2 separate regions of the Homo sapiens genome follow, and region 1 is linked to region 2. Evidence: read pairs that join two places in POLR2A ChIA-PET (ENCODE). Cell type or tissue: CD4-positive, alpha-beta T cell. All regions are shown on one strand. Each heading gives the region's core, and the rest is flanking DNA. Links, peaks and the distances in the headings are about the cores only. Region 1 overlaps ITGB1-DT (ITGB1 divergent transcript). Region 2 has its middle 33 kb from the start of CCDC7.

Region 1 (6,775 bases), core at 1,255-6,254, 580 kb before region 2:
TCATGAAAGACATTTTTAAAAGTGATCTCTCCAACCATTGTGAATCTGAATTAGAATATTTCTTCTAAACTCTCTCCTGGTTCCTGTTTCAGAAAGGTTCATTTGTTCTAAGTGGTCAATCTGGTGCCCTCCTTTTCACCAGACGGTTCTACCCATCTGTGGTTTGTTATTATTGTCTAGCTTATTTAGTATTATTAGCTGGAACAAGTTTCTTAAGTTCTTGCAGAGCTCTGGCTCTGGGATTTCCCCAAAGGAAATGGTCTGAGAGTTGATAAACAAGAGGGCTTGAGCTTTTTCTCAGCGGGGCTAGGGCTGAGGACACACAGCAGGTGAACAGGGCTCCTCTTCCGGTTGTGCTAATTCCTCTCCATCAAGGCAGGCAGCAGTGGGTCAGAGTGACAAGTCTCACTGAATCTGCTCCTCTGACTGCCTGAGGAGATTTGGGGCAGTGAGAGGACCCCCTCAAACAAGGCTTCTGACCACGGAGTCCACGGGCTTCCCCAGGAAAGGTGAGCAAGAGCACATGGTCTTTCCTGTAATGTGATTTCCACTCTACACCCTCTGTATTCATTTTCTCTTGCTGTGTAACAAAGTACCACAACTTAATGGCTTAAATCAGCACGCATTTGTTATCTCATGGTTCCCACGGTCCAGGAGTCCAGGTACAGCTGGATCCCCTGCAAGGCTACAATCAGTGTTGGCCGTAGCTACAGTTCTCATATGGAGCTCCAGGTCCTCTTCCAAGCTCATTTGGGTGTCTGGCAGAATTCACTTCCTTGCGACTGTATGACCGAGATCCCTGTGTTCTTGCTAGGAACTACCCTCAGTTCTTAAAGGCCACTTGCAGTCTCTTGCCACATGGCCTTCAAAGGCAGTTCATTTGCTCTTTTCCAGGTCAGCAGAAGCAAATCTCTGACTTCTAACTTTCTTCCAATCTGCTCCATGGGAGTCTCATAAAATGTGATGCAATGAAGGGAGTGATTATGCCACCACCATGTGCCACATGATGCAGTCTAATTAATGGAGCAATTATCCCGTGATAGTCAAAGATTCCCTCCACACTCCCGCATTTCCTCCACAAATAAGCTATGTACATCTGGGGTTGGGAGTTGGGACCCGCTTAGAATTTTGCCTTCCACGCTTGTACACTGTTGATGAGAGTGTAAATTAGTTCAACCATTGTGGAAGACAGTGTGGCGATTCCTCAAAGACCTAAAAACAGAAATACCTTTCAACCCAGCAATCCCATTACTGGGTGTATTCCCAAAGGATTATAAACCATCCCATCATAAAACACATGCATGCATATGTTCACCACAGGCCTATTCACAACAGCAAAGACATGGAATCAACCTAAATGCACATCAATGGTAGACTGGATAAAGAAAATGTGGTATATATACATCGTGGAATACTATGCAGCCATAAAAAAGAATGAGATAATATCCTTTGCAGGAACATGGATGGAGCTGGAGGCCATCATCCTTAGCAAACTAATGCAGGACCATAAAACCAAATACTGCATGTTGTCACTTATAAGTAGGAACTAAATGAGAACACATGGACACATAGAGGGTGACAATACACACTGGAGCCTATCAGAGGGTGGAGAGTGGGAGGAGGTAGAGGATCAGGAAAAATAACTAATGGATACTACCTGGGTGATGAAATAATCTGTAAAACAAACCCCTATGACACAAAGTTTATCTATATAACAAACCTGCTCATGTACCCCTGGACTTAAAAGTTAAATTAAAAAAAAAAAAAAAGAATTTTGCCTTCCACAATCTCAGAAGTATAAGAATACCTTTTAGTTTCCAGTGGCAGATAGAATTTCTCCTTCTATGTTTGTTGAGTTGCTTTAATAAAGAACTAGTGGGGGAGGGCAGATAGAATTTCTCCTTCTATGTTTGTTGAGTTGCTTTAATAAAGAACTGGTAGGGGAGGGGGATGGTGGGGAGGCAGAATATCAAAGGTGTATGTTTAAGATACCACATTTAGGCTGGGCGCGGTGGCTCAAGTCTGTAATCTCAGCACTTTGGGAGGTTGAGGTGGGTGGATCATGAGATCAGGAGTTCGAGACCAGCCTGGCCAACATGGTGAAACCCTGTCTCTACTAAAAATACAAAAATTAGCCAGGTGTGGTGGCGCATGCCTGTAATCCCAGCTACTCAGGAGGCTGAGGCAGGAGAATCACTTGAACCCAGGAGGCGGAGGTTGCAGTATGCCGGGATTAAGCCACTGCACCCCAGCCTGGGAGACAAAGCAAGTGTCTCAAAAAAGAAAGCAAGACTCAAAGCAAGTGTCTCAAAAAAAAAAAAAAAGATACCACATTTAATTGCTCAAATAATTAAACTTTCACCTTAATGAATTGATCAGCATTTATTAAATGTAAGATAGTACCTTAATGGTTGTTTTCACCATTGCAAAATGTTCTTCAAACAAATGAACCAAATTGATATATAAATAAAACATATATTTGAGGCAGTGTATTTATTTTAATTAATAGAATTTTTTTAGAACAGTTATAGATTAACAGAAAAATTGGTCACAGAGTAAAGAGCGTTCCCATATACCCACTACACACACATACACATCCATAATTTTCCCTATTACTAGCATCTTGAATTAGTATGATGCATTTGTTATAATTAATGAGCCAATATTGATACATTATTATTATTAAAGTCCATAGTTGACTTTAGGATTCACTCCTTGTGTTATGCATTCTGTAAGTTTCGCCAAATGCATAATTATATATATCCATCATTACAGTGTCCTACAGAATAGTTTTAGAACTATATATTTTAATCAAGAAGGTTTTTGTTTTGTTTTGTTTTGTTTTTCTAAGATGAAGTCTCACTCTGTTGCCCAGACTGGAGTGCAGTGGTAGAATCTCAGCTCACTGCAACCTCCGCCTCAAGCAATTCTTCTATCTCAGCCTCCCCAGTAGCTGAGACTACAGGTGCACGCCAGCATGCTCAGCTAATTTTTGTATTTTTAGTAGAGACAGGGTTTTATCATGTTGGCCAAGCTGGTCTGGAACTCCTGGCCTCAAGCAATCTGCCCGCCTCAGCCTCCCAATGTACTGGGATTAGAAGCATAAGCTACTGTGCCTGGCCCCAAGAAGTTTTTTTAGTCTGATGTTTTTCCTGTCATGGGTCATCTGTGTGACCCTTTCAGGCAAATGTGGGTGTCTAGACAGCATGTCATCAGATTTGGGTATAACAGAGCCTTCTGTGACTAAGTAGAGTTGACCTGAGTCCCTACTATTCAAAATTGGTTATTAGGGAGGATGTGGTTCAATCTGCTTAAGAAGAATGCAGTCTCTGGGGAAGGAATTTTAAAACAGAGTAATTTTGGTCCAAACTAAGGCCCAGTGGCATAAAAGAAATGTGAGTTTCCAGAAATAAAATTATCCTGAGGTGCTCTGGAAAAGACACTGTAGAGAGAAGACAAGCAACAGACTGGGAGAAAAGTAATTGCAAAGACCTATCTGATAAAGGACTGCTATCCAAAATATGTATACAAGGAACTCTTGGAACTCAACAATAAGAAAACAAACAACCTGATATGGTTTGGCTGTGTCCCCACCCAAATCTTATCTTGAATTGTAGCTCCCATAATTCCCACATGTTGTGGGAGGGACCCAGTGGGAGGTAATTGAATCATGGGAGTAAGTCTTTCCTGTGCTGCTCTCAAGATAGTGAATAAATCTCACAAGAGCTAATGGTTTTATAAAGGGGAGTTTCTGTGCACACACTCTCCTGCCTGCTGCCACGTAAGACGTGCCTTTTGCCTGCCGCCATGTAATATGTGCCTTTGCTCCTCCTTCGCCTTCTGCCATGATTGTGAGGTCTCCCCAGCCATGCTGAACTGTGAGTCAATTAAACTTTTTTCCTTTACAAATTACCCAGTGTCGGGTATGTTTTTATTAGCACGTGAGAATGGACTAATAGACAACTTAGTTAAAAAAGTAGGCAAAAGATCCAAATAGATACCTCACCGTAAAAGATATGTAGAAGGCCAATAAACATATTAAAGATGCTTAACATCAAATTTTGTTAGTCAATTGCCAAAAACAATAGTGAGATACCATTATATACACTTATTAGAATGACCAAAACTCAGAATACAGATAACTCTAAATGCTGGTAAGGATGTGAAGCAGCAGGAACTTTCATTCCTTGCTGGTAGGAATACAAAATGGTACAGCCGCTTTGGAAGACAGTTTGGAAGTTTCTTAGAAAACTAAACATACTCTTACCATACATTCCAGCAATTGCACTCCTTGGAATTTACCCAAATAAGTTTAAAATTTAGGTCCACAAACACCAAAAAAAAGAGTTATCAAGCTGGGTGCAGTGGCTCATGCCTGTAATCACAGCACTTTGGGAAGATGAGATGGGTGAATCACTTGAGGCCAGGAGTTCAAGACCAGCCTGGCCAACATGGTGAAACCCCATCTCTACTAAAAATACAAAAATTAGCCAGGCGTTGTGGTGCACGCCTGTAGTCCCAGCTACTCAGGAGGCTGAGGAAGGAGAATTGCTTGAACCCAGGAGGTGGAGGTTGCAGTGAGCCAAGAGCATGCCACTACACTCCAGCCTGGGTGACAGAGCAAGATCCTGTTTCAAGAAACAAAGACAGGGAAGAAACTTAAATGCATATGTTAAGTGAAGGCAGCCAGTCGAAAAAAGCTAAATACTGTATAATTGCAATTTCACAACATTCTAGGAAAGGCAGAACTATAAAGAGATAAAAAGATCAGCAGATAGTGGGGAGGGAGAAAGAATAGGCAGCACATAGAAAGATTCTGGGAGCAGTAAACTATTCTGTATACCACTAGATGGGAACTCTCTACTTTCTGCTTGATTTTGCTATGAACTTAAAACTGCTCTAAAAAATAAAGTCTATTTCAAAAATTATCTTGAGGAAATGGGTGTCCAAACTGGTAACCAAGACTAAAGCCCAGTCCCCAGAATTTGTGGAAGAGAGCTGGTTTGGACTAGCACAAAACTGATGCTATTATAAAAGTTCCTCCAAATGCAGCTATTCTGATGGGTATAGTGTCTATGTCCTGGGAGCAATTGCTGAGCATGGTTGTATTCACTGAAGAGAGAACTTGAGCTGGGAGCACACACAGCTGAGCTTGTTCCCTATAGGAGGATTATGAGGGCACCAGGATGGAGCAGAATTGCTGTGAAGTAGACCAGCACCATCTGTTGCCAGAGGATGACAAATATGCAGCAAAACTCCATTTGTCAGTGAGAAACAATAGCAAGGTTAAATTGTTCTGATATGAGTACTGTTCTCTCTCAGGTGTGGTAGTCAGGCAGATGGCACTTTGAGGACATGGGAACCCAAGGGTGTGCTTAGGTGTCAGGGAGGGCAGTGGAAGGGAGCACTTAAGGAATGATTAAATACTGGACTCTTAACAAATGCTGGAATTGGGGAGTTTCCACTGATTTTGGAGAAAAATAGTATAAAGTAATATCAATTCACACATGTGATAATCCTGATCTAAATGCTTAAGTTTCCTCTATTTTTTTCTGAATTCTTTGACCTTATTGTATGTTCTTAAACTGCCATATATATTTGGAATTATATATAAATTGCTATATATATTCAGAAAGAGTATGCTTTGTGAAGGAGAGGGATTTGGGAAGTGATCCTGGATTCTATGCAAAAAAATAGTTAACATTGTATCCAAAAGACTTTTTATAAGGTCGTTTCACCCAAAGGCTCTATTTATGACTCCAGAGAATAACAGTTTGAAGTCATAACCTAGTTGACATAAAACATAACTGGTGTGTGCCTCTGTTTTCTTATTAGTGTATTGAGATCTCACTGCTTCAGAAATAACCATAACAGGCCAAGGCAAAGGGATAGTCCATGGCTGCTTATAGAAAGTCTTGAGTCTTTAGTTCTGCTTGGTTGTTACTGGATTCTCATGCTCATTTGCTCTCTTTTTTCTTCATCTTCTCACCCAGTTAAAAACTAATTAGGTCATACCCTTAGAATGGCAACTCTTAAGAAAAAAAACAAACAAAACAGAGAATAGCAAGTGTTGATGAGGATGTAGAGAAATCAGTACCCCTGCGCATTACTGGTGAAAATGTAAACAACAGCAGCCACAGTAAACAACAACAACAACAACAACAAAAACATATGGCAGGCTGGGCATGGTGGCTCACACCTGTAATATCAGCATTTTGAGAGGCCAAAGCAGGTGGATGGCTTGACCCCAGGAGATCAAGACCAACTTGGGCAACATGGTGAAACCCCGTCTCTACTAAAACTACAAAAATTATCTGGGTGAGGTGAAGCGCGCCTGTAGTCCCAGCTACTGGGGAGGCTGAGGCAGGAAAATCATTTGTACGTGGGAGACAGAGGTTGCAGTGAGCTGAGATGGCGCCACTGCACTCCAGCCTGGGCGACAGAGCCAGACTCTGTCTCAAGAAACAAAAACAAAACAAACAAAAAAACAGTATGGCAGTTCTTCAGAAAGTTAAACAGAATTATCATAGATCCAGCAATGGCACTTCTGGGTATATTCCCAAAAGAATTGAAAGCAGGGGTTCAAGCAGATATTTCTACATCCATGTTCATAGCAGCATCATTCACAATAGCCAAAAGGTGGAGACAACCCAAATGTCCACTGATGGATTAATGGATAAGCAAAATGTGGTACATACATGCAATGGCACATAGTGGGGTGTCATTCAGCTTTAGAAAGGAATGAAGGACCAGGCATGGTGGCTCACGCCTATAA
Region 2 (6,775 bases), core at 147-5,146:
TTTCTAACTATACTGAATCCTGAGAAGAAAATTAAAAACAAAGTTAATCTAGCATTTATGGAGAAAACTTTGGGAAAAAACTTTGAGAGTTTCTTAACTTAATTAGCATGAGATTTTGGAGCTGGAAGTAACTATCAAGGTACCTGACAGAAAACAGTGTCCTGACCAGGTGTAGTGGCTAACATCTGTAATCCCAGCACTTTGGGAGGCTGATGGGAGAGCATTGCTTGAGGCCAGGAGTTCAAGATCAGCCTGGGCAACATAGCAAGGCCCTGTCTCTACAAAAAAAAAAAAAAAAAAATTAAAAAGTAGCCAGGCAGGTTGGCCCACACCTATAGTCCCAGCTACTTGGGAGGCTGAAGCAGGAGGATCACTTGAGTGCAGGAGTTCCAAGCTGCAGTGAGCCATGATCATGCCACTGCACTCCAGCCTGGGTGACAGAGCAAGACCCTATCTCTAAAAAAAATAAAAAGGCCAAGCTCGGTGGCTCACGCCTGTAATCCCAGCACTTTGGGAAGCCAAGGCGGGTGGATCACAAGGTCAGGAGATCATCCTGGCTAACATGGTGACAGTATTTAATTAATTACATGAGGCATTCAACATTTTATTATAAAATAAGCTTTGTGTTAAATGAATTTTCCCAACTAGAGGCTAATTGAAGTGTTCTGAGCATGTTTCTGGTTGGCTAGGCTAAGCTATGATGTTTGATAGGTTAGTGTATTCAATGCAATTTTGACTCACGATATTTTCAACTTACAATGGGTTTATTGGGGCATAACCTCATTAAGAGGAGAAGCATCTGTATTTTTCTTATTTAATAATATCCTCTGGCTGTGATTATACATTTCTACCAATTACATTTACCATCCATGTTGCTAAAAGGAGCCATAAAGATAAACACCATTAACAGAAATGTCAGCCTGAGAACATATTATACTACTTCACATTCTGTCCTGTAGGTCTGTTTCAAAGCCTACGGAGTAGATTAGGATCTAGCACCTAAAAAGCACTAAATGTGCTTCTTATATACCATTCTCCAGTCACTTAATATCTCCAAACTATTGTACAGTTATTTCTAAATCATTAGCAAAACAGATCAATTTAAAAAATATATTAATTATAATTTTTCGAGATTTTTTATGTTCAACGTTTTCTGACCTCACAGCTAAAGTTACAATGTTTTTACCTTACTAATCGGTATACTGTGCATGAAAGAAGGAAAATCCCGAAAAACCTTAGAAAGGATTTGAGCAATTATGTTAGTAAACTTCTTTTTTTTTTCTTTGAGACGTTGTCTCACTCTGTAGCCCAGGCTGGAGTGCCGTGGCACGATCTCAGCTCACTGCAAGCTCCGCCTCCCGGGTTCACGCCATTCTTCTGCCTCAGCCTCCGGAGTAGCTGGGAATACAGGCGCCCGCCACCACGTGGCTAATTTTTTGTATTTTTAGTAAAGACGGGGTTTCACTGTGTTAGCCAGGATGGTCTCCTGACCTCGTGATCCACCCACCTCAGCCTCCCAAAGTGCTGGGATTAGAGGCGTGAGCCACCGCGCCCGGCCTGTGTTAGTAAACTTCTAATCCTGTTTAGGAATTTGTTCCCCAGTGTGCCTGACAGACTGTCATTCCACCTCTGTGGAATGACACCATCTAATGAGATCGTCTTTTAGATACTCTATTTGATGGAACGTTTTGGTTTGCTGTGTGTGTGTTTTTGTTTGTTTGTTTGTTTTTTATTGATCTAAAAGCTTCATCTCTTCAGCTCCCTCTAATTGTTCCTAGTTTTATCCTTGGGAGTAAAGCAAATGTAGTCTCTCTTCTGTATGACAGCCGCTCAGTATCTGGAAACCGCTATAACATGTGCTACCCCGCCTCCCTGATCCCATTTCCCACTCCGCCAGTACTTAAGTTTTCTCAAGACAAGGGATCTTTCGAGAAGTCCTCTCATGTCACCTCTCTAGAACTCTTTTCATCCTGGTTGCATTCTTTTGCACTCAGCTGAGAAAAAGAGATTCAAATGAGATGTAATTCTAAATTTTAAACGTAAGTTGATTCATGTTCACTATGCCTTCCTCAAACGTCCAGTCTAAAACAGAACCTTCTTTATAATTTTTCAAGGTACTGTGTTCTATGCCTTCATAGCACTCATCATGACGTCTACTTCTACTTTTAATTAACTTATACATTTAATTCAGATTACACTTAAAATTATTCACTGTGCCTTTAATAACTTAAGTAAATATACAGTATCTGTTTCCCCCACTGGTCTCTTAAGTTCTATGAGGGGCAGGAACTGTATCTATTTTCCTTACTACCTAATTCTTGCTGTCAGTGTAATAACTGGCACACAGTAGGTATTAATCAATACGAATTGACAGATTTAAAGATGTTGAATAAAATGAAATTTATATTATAGACATAATTTTAAAATGCAGAGAGGATTGTCTATTTAGAAAATGTATCCTAGAAGATATGAAGTGGATTTTAAAGAGAACAAGTGTCCTGGATAGAGAAAGAAGAGAAGGGAAAATTCTCATGCACGTAGTGCATCATCTAGTAAGGTGGAGACTAGTCTGCAGTGGTTCACCAAAAATTCATTCTCCCCTTCCTCCTGAGCATGTGGTTAAACTACATTTTCAGACCTCCCTTTCTGTTAGATGACCTACTTACTGGTGACTAAGTTCTTAGCAATGGGTAATGAACATAAGTGATGATGAACACTTCTGAGTTTCTGTCTTAGAAGTGGTTATGTTTTCTCCTTGCCCTTTTCTCTCTTCCCAGCTGACTAGAACCCAGACAGGACTCTGACTCAGCCTCCACGCAGACAACAGCAAGGCCATAGAGATGGTGGAGCCATACACCGAAGGAACCTGAGTCACTCTGTGACTGCCCAGAGAAAAGCTGTCCCATTCACCTGAACTGGACACCTTGGACTATTATGTGGAAGGGAAATAAACTTCTTTGCTCTTTAGGCTGCATCACTGGATCTCTTCCCATGACTTACCCTTTGCCCCAGCTAATGCATCTGGGATTTGGAAAATGCTCAATCTATACTTACTGGATTTTTTACATTTTAAAAAATAAAAATAGGCTCATGCCTGTAATCCCAGTGCTTTGGGAGGCCTAGGCAGGCAGATCACTTGAGGTCAGGACTTTGAGACCAGCCTGGCCAACATGGTGAAACCTCGTCTTTACTAAAAATACAAAACTTAGCCAGGTGTGGTGGCAGGTGCCTGTAATCCCAGCTACTCAGGAGGCTAAGGCCAGAAAATCGCTTAAACCCGGGAGGTGGAGGTTGCAGTGAGCTGAGATCGCACCACAGCACTCCAGCCTAAGCGACAGAATGAGACCCTGTAACAAAATAATAAAATAAAATAAAATAAAAATAAAACAAAAAGCAAATATAAATATTAATTGGATTCCTAATATAGAGAACGGCATATGTAGCATAGCCAAAAAGAACCTAGTCACTAAAAGAGGTAATGAGCATGCCCAAAACAAGAGGCTAATGACAAGATTAGTGAGAAATTATCAGTGGTGATTAAGTTGGGAAAGTATTTATGGCTACTATTATAAAGTATAAATTTTTTTTCCCAACTCTCATGTACCTACCCCTTACAATGAATAAATGTTAGCATTTTTAAAAATTTAATTCAGACTGTTTTTCTCTTAAAAAAAAAAAACTAGAACCTTTCAAGTGAAATTACAACCCAATCCCCTATAATTATCCTCCCTGGAGGAGGTTTTTCAGCATACCTCTCAAAACGAGGCACCTACCTCTGAACTCCAAATAAGGGCTGACCACAAAAGTATAAAGCGTCCATTACTCACTGGGATCTGAGCAGTACACTTCTATTAATAGAGTCCTAGATTGCACTGCTTACTTAATAACTGCTTAACACTATTTGCTCATGTTAAACTTGAAATTTGCTAAAACTGCCTAACCATCCTTCCCATCAACTTCTACCACCAGTTCTCCCTTTTCTATGCTAGTAAAATGTGTGAAATTGACTAACATAAGCGTACAACCTAACATTTACTACTTGTCGTTTTTATCCTGCTGATTTTAGTCTATTAATGGTGGGGCATCATTTTTCCTCTGGTGAAATTTTGGCATCAGATAGCAGGCATTGCCCACTTAAGAGCATTAAGAAACTTCTGGGTGGATCCCAGCACTCCCAATATTCTATATCAAGACTATCACTTGGGTTCTTTTCCAAAACCAGTTAACACATCAGGCTGCTACAGGGTGCCTGGTGAAAGTAGGGCTCTATTTTTATTTTTGTTTTGTTTTCTTTTGTTCTCAATCTGAAAAAGTTTTATTTAAAAGTTGCCAGACATTTTCTGCCACAAGCAGTAGTGACATCAATTATCCCTTGGAACAGATTTCCTTTGTTTTGGAAAAATTACATGAAGGAGCTCTTTAGTTATATTTCCCCCAATTGTTCTGTGGATTGTTCTTTGGCAACATGGAACAAGTATTTTGTTTTGTTTTGTTTGTTTTTGTTTGCTTATCAAGGGCACAATGGGTGAAATTAGTCAGTGCTGATAGATTTCCAGACAATATTATTGAATGACAAAAGTAACATTCACAGGAGTGTGTATAATTCCATATATGTAAGACAAGTGAAAAAGTATGTGTATGTATGAATATGTTTATAAATAAATATATACATATAGGAAAAGTAGCTTAAGCTGTACACCAGACTGTGAACATGGGCTGGTCTTATAGTATAAGGAGAAAAGTAAGAACAGATAACACAGATAAAAATAGAAAAAGATATTTTTATAAAGAAGTACACTAAAAATCAGCACTGCCCATGAGAGATGAGAGAAAGACTGGACTTTGCTAAACTAGTGTGGGGTCTCAAAGTTGTTACAGTTTAAATATTTTTTAGATGAGACCTTATTTTGTAGCCACAGGCTTGTGAGGTTTAGGGACATATGTATTATAAAATGAATATTTTTTAAAGCCTATCTGCAAACTAAGAGAAAGGTGATGATGGCTTTCATCTATGGCTATAGCAGGTGCAGATTATCTCAAGTGTTTCTGTTAATAGACTTTTTTAATGTTCTTTGAGAAGAAACTGTAACAGTGTCTCATCCTTAAGAACAAAGAAAAGAAATGTTAACCAACGCGGATTTGATTACAGATGGTGGAATAAAGTAGGTAGCCTAGAATAGCTTCTCATATTCTAACTCTACGATAGGTATTATACTCATTTAACATACAATGGTTATGTACATTTCACATATCTATTTTACAGACATTGAAGTTGAGTCTTGGAAAATTTTACCAGTTTTCCTAAAATCACTCTGCTTGAATTTGAGCTTGTTTATATAGTTACAAAGCCCATATACTTCTCACTAGAGCATAAAACATCTATGCTAGATTTAGAATCCACTTAAGAATGTGACACCTATATCATGCATTTGTCCCAGCAGCCTGTATTCGAGTTCATAGAATTGTCACCTACCTTCTCTCTCCTTTTGTATTAATCCAAATGTTCTTTGTGTTTCTAGCTCCAGTTTATAGATCCTTCGTTAAATGTTTTTAGGCTCTACGAACCTACGCAATCTGCACACACTTTATTTCTCTGATCTCGTTTCCTTTCTCACCCCACTCCAGCCACTCTGGCCTCCTTGTTGTTCCTTGCTGTGACGAACATGCTGCTGCCCCAGGGCCTTTGCACATGCTGTTACCCCTGCCTAGGACATTCTTCCATTAGACAGCCACTTGCCTTTGCTTTCTCTCTGTATTAGTTAAGGTGTATGTTTCACAACCTCAGATCAGGCATAGCAGCCTGCTGGACTTAAACATATTCGTCATCAGCGGAAAAGAAACTAACAAAAATTCTCTCTAATAATGGCGAGTGAATTGGGAAGAACCTAGTGCTGAATCCTTGCCCAGTGGTCAGGAGTGGAAAATGTGATGTATGGAAGACTCACTCCCTAGTGCAGCTCAGGCCCAAGTGCTGATGGAGAATGTGAACAGTGTGAGACTGGTAGCAGGCCTGGTTAACCAAGCCCAGATCTTCCTGGAGTTGGGTTGCTTGGGAATGCAGTTTACAGTGGGTGGTAAACTCCATCCAGGTCTAAATACCAACCCAAGACAGATAGTCAACAAGTACCATATGGAAAAGTTGGAAAAAGCTTTGTAGAGAGAGCAAAAGGGGGCCAAATTCGCCTTTATAACAAAGCCACTCTCCTAATAACTACATTAATCCGTTCATGAGGACAGAGCCCTCATGACCTAATTACCTCTTATTAGGCCCTGCCTCCCAACATTGTTGCATTGGAAATTAAGTTTCCAACACATCAACTTTGAGCAACACATTCAAACCATGGCATTTTGCCTCTGGCCCCCAAAATTCACGTCCTTCTCACAATGCAAAGCACATTCATTTTGTCCCAATAGCCCCAAAAGTCTTAACTCATTACAGCACCAACTCAAAAATCCAAAGTCCAGAGTCTCATCTGAATCAGATATGGATGAGACTCGAGGCATGAATCATCCAGAGGCAAATTCCTCTCCACTTATGAGCCTATGAAATTAATAAGATACCTGCCTCCAAAGTACAATGGTGAGACAGGCATAGGATAGACATTCTCATATCAGAAGGGAGAAATAGGCAAGAAGAAACAGATAACTGGTCCCGATCAAGTCCAAACCCAATGAGGAAAACAACATTGAGTCTTAAAGATGAAGAATAACCTTTTTTGACTCCATGTCCCACATCCTGGGCACATTGGAGTGGAGGTTGGGTGTCCAGGGCCTC

Evidence for each region. ChIA-PET counts read pairs that join two places held together with the same protein. Peaks named below come from ENCODE experiments on the same cell type or tissue, not always from the same donor. Only the 100,000 strongest peaks of a DNase experiment are listed, where the experiment ranks them.
Region 1: POLR2A ChIA-PET joins it to region 2 with 6 read pairs; 2 of 35 experiments call an interaction of 5 or more read pairs at or near these places.

Annotation. Positions count from the first base shown.
Region 1 is chr10:32,989,434-32,996,208 of GRCh38, reverse strand. The region is part of intron 2 of ITGB1-DT (ITGB1 divergent transcript); the gene reads right to left. Among named protein-coding and RNA genes, the nearest start is that of ITGB1-DT, 10 kb to the right of the region's middle. RefSeq lists an enhancer at 334-834. In CD4-positive, alpha-beta T cell, for the core only: no CTCF peak of the experiment used is centred there; no DNase peak of the experiment used is centred there.
Region 2 is chr10:32,409,698-32,416,472 of GRCh38, reverse strand. No RefSeq gene overlaps it. Among named protein-coding and RNA genes, the nearest start is that of CCDC7, 33 kb to the left of the region's middle. In CD4-positive, alpha-beta T cell, for the core only: no CTCF peak of the experiment used is centred there; a DNase peak (open chromatin) is centred at 2,712.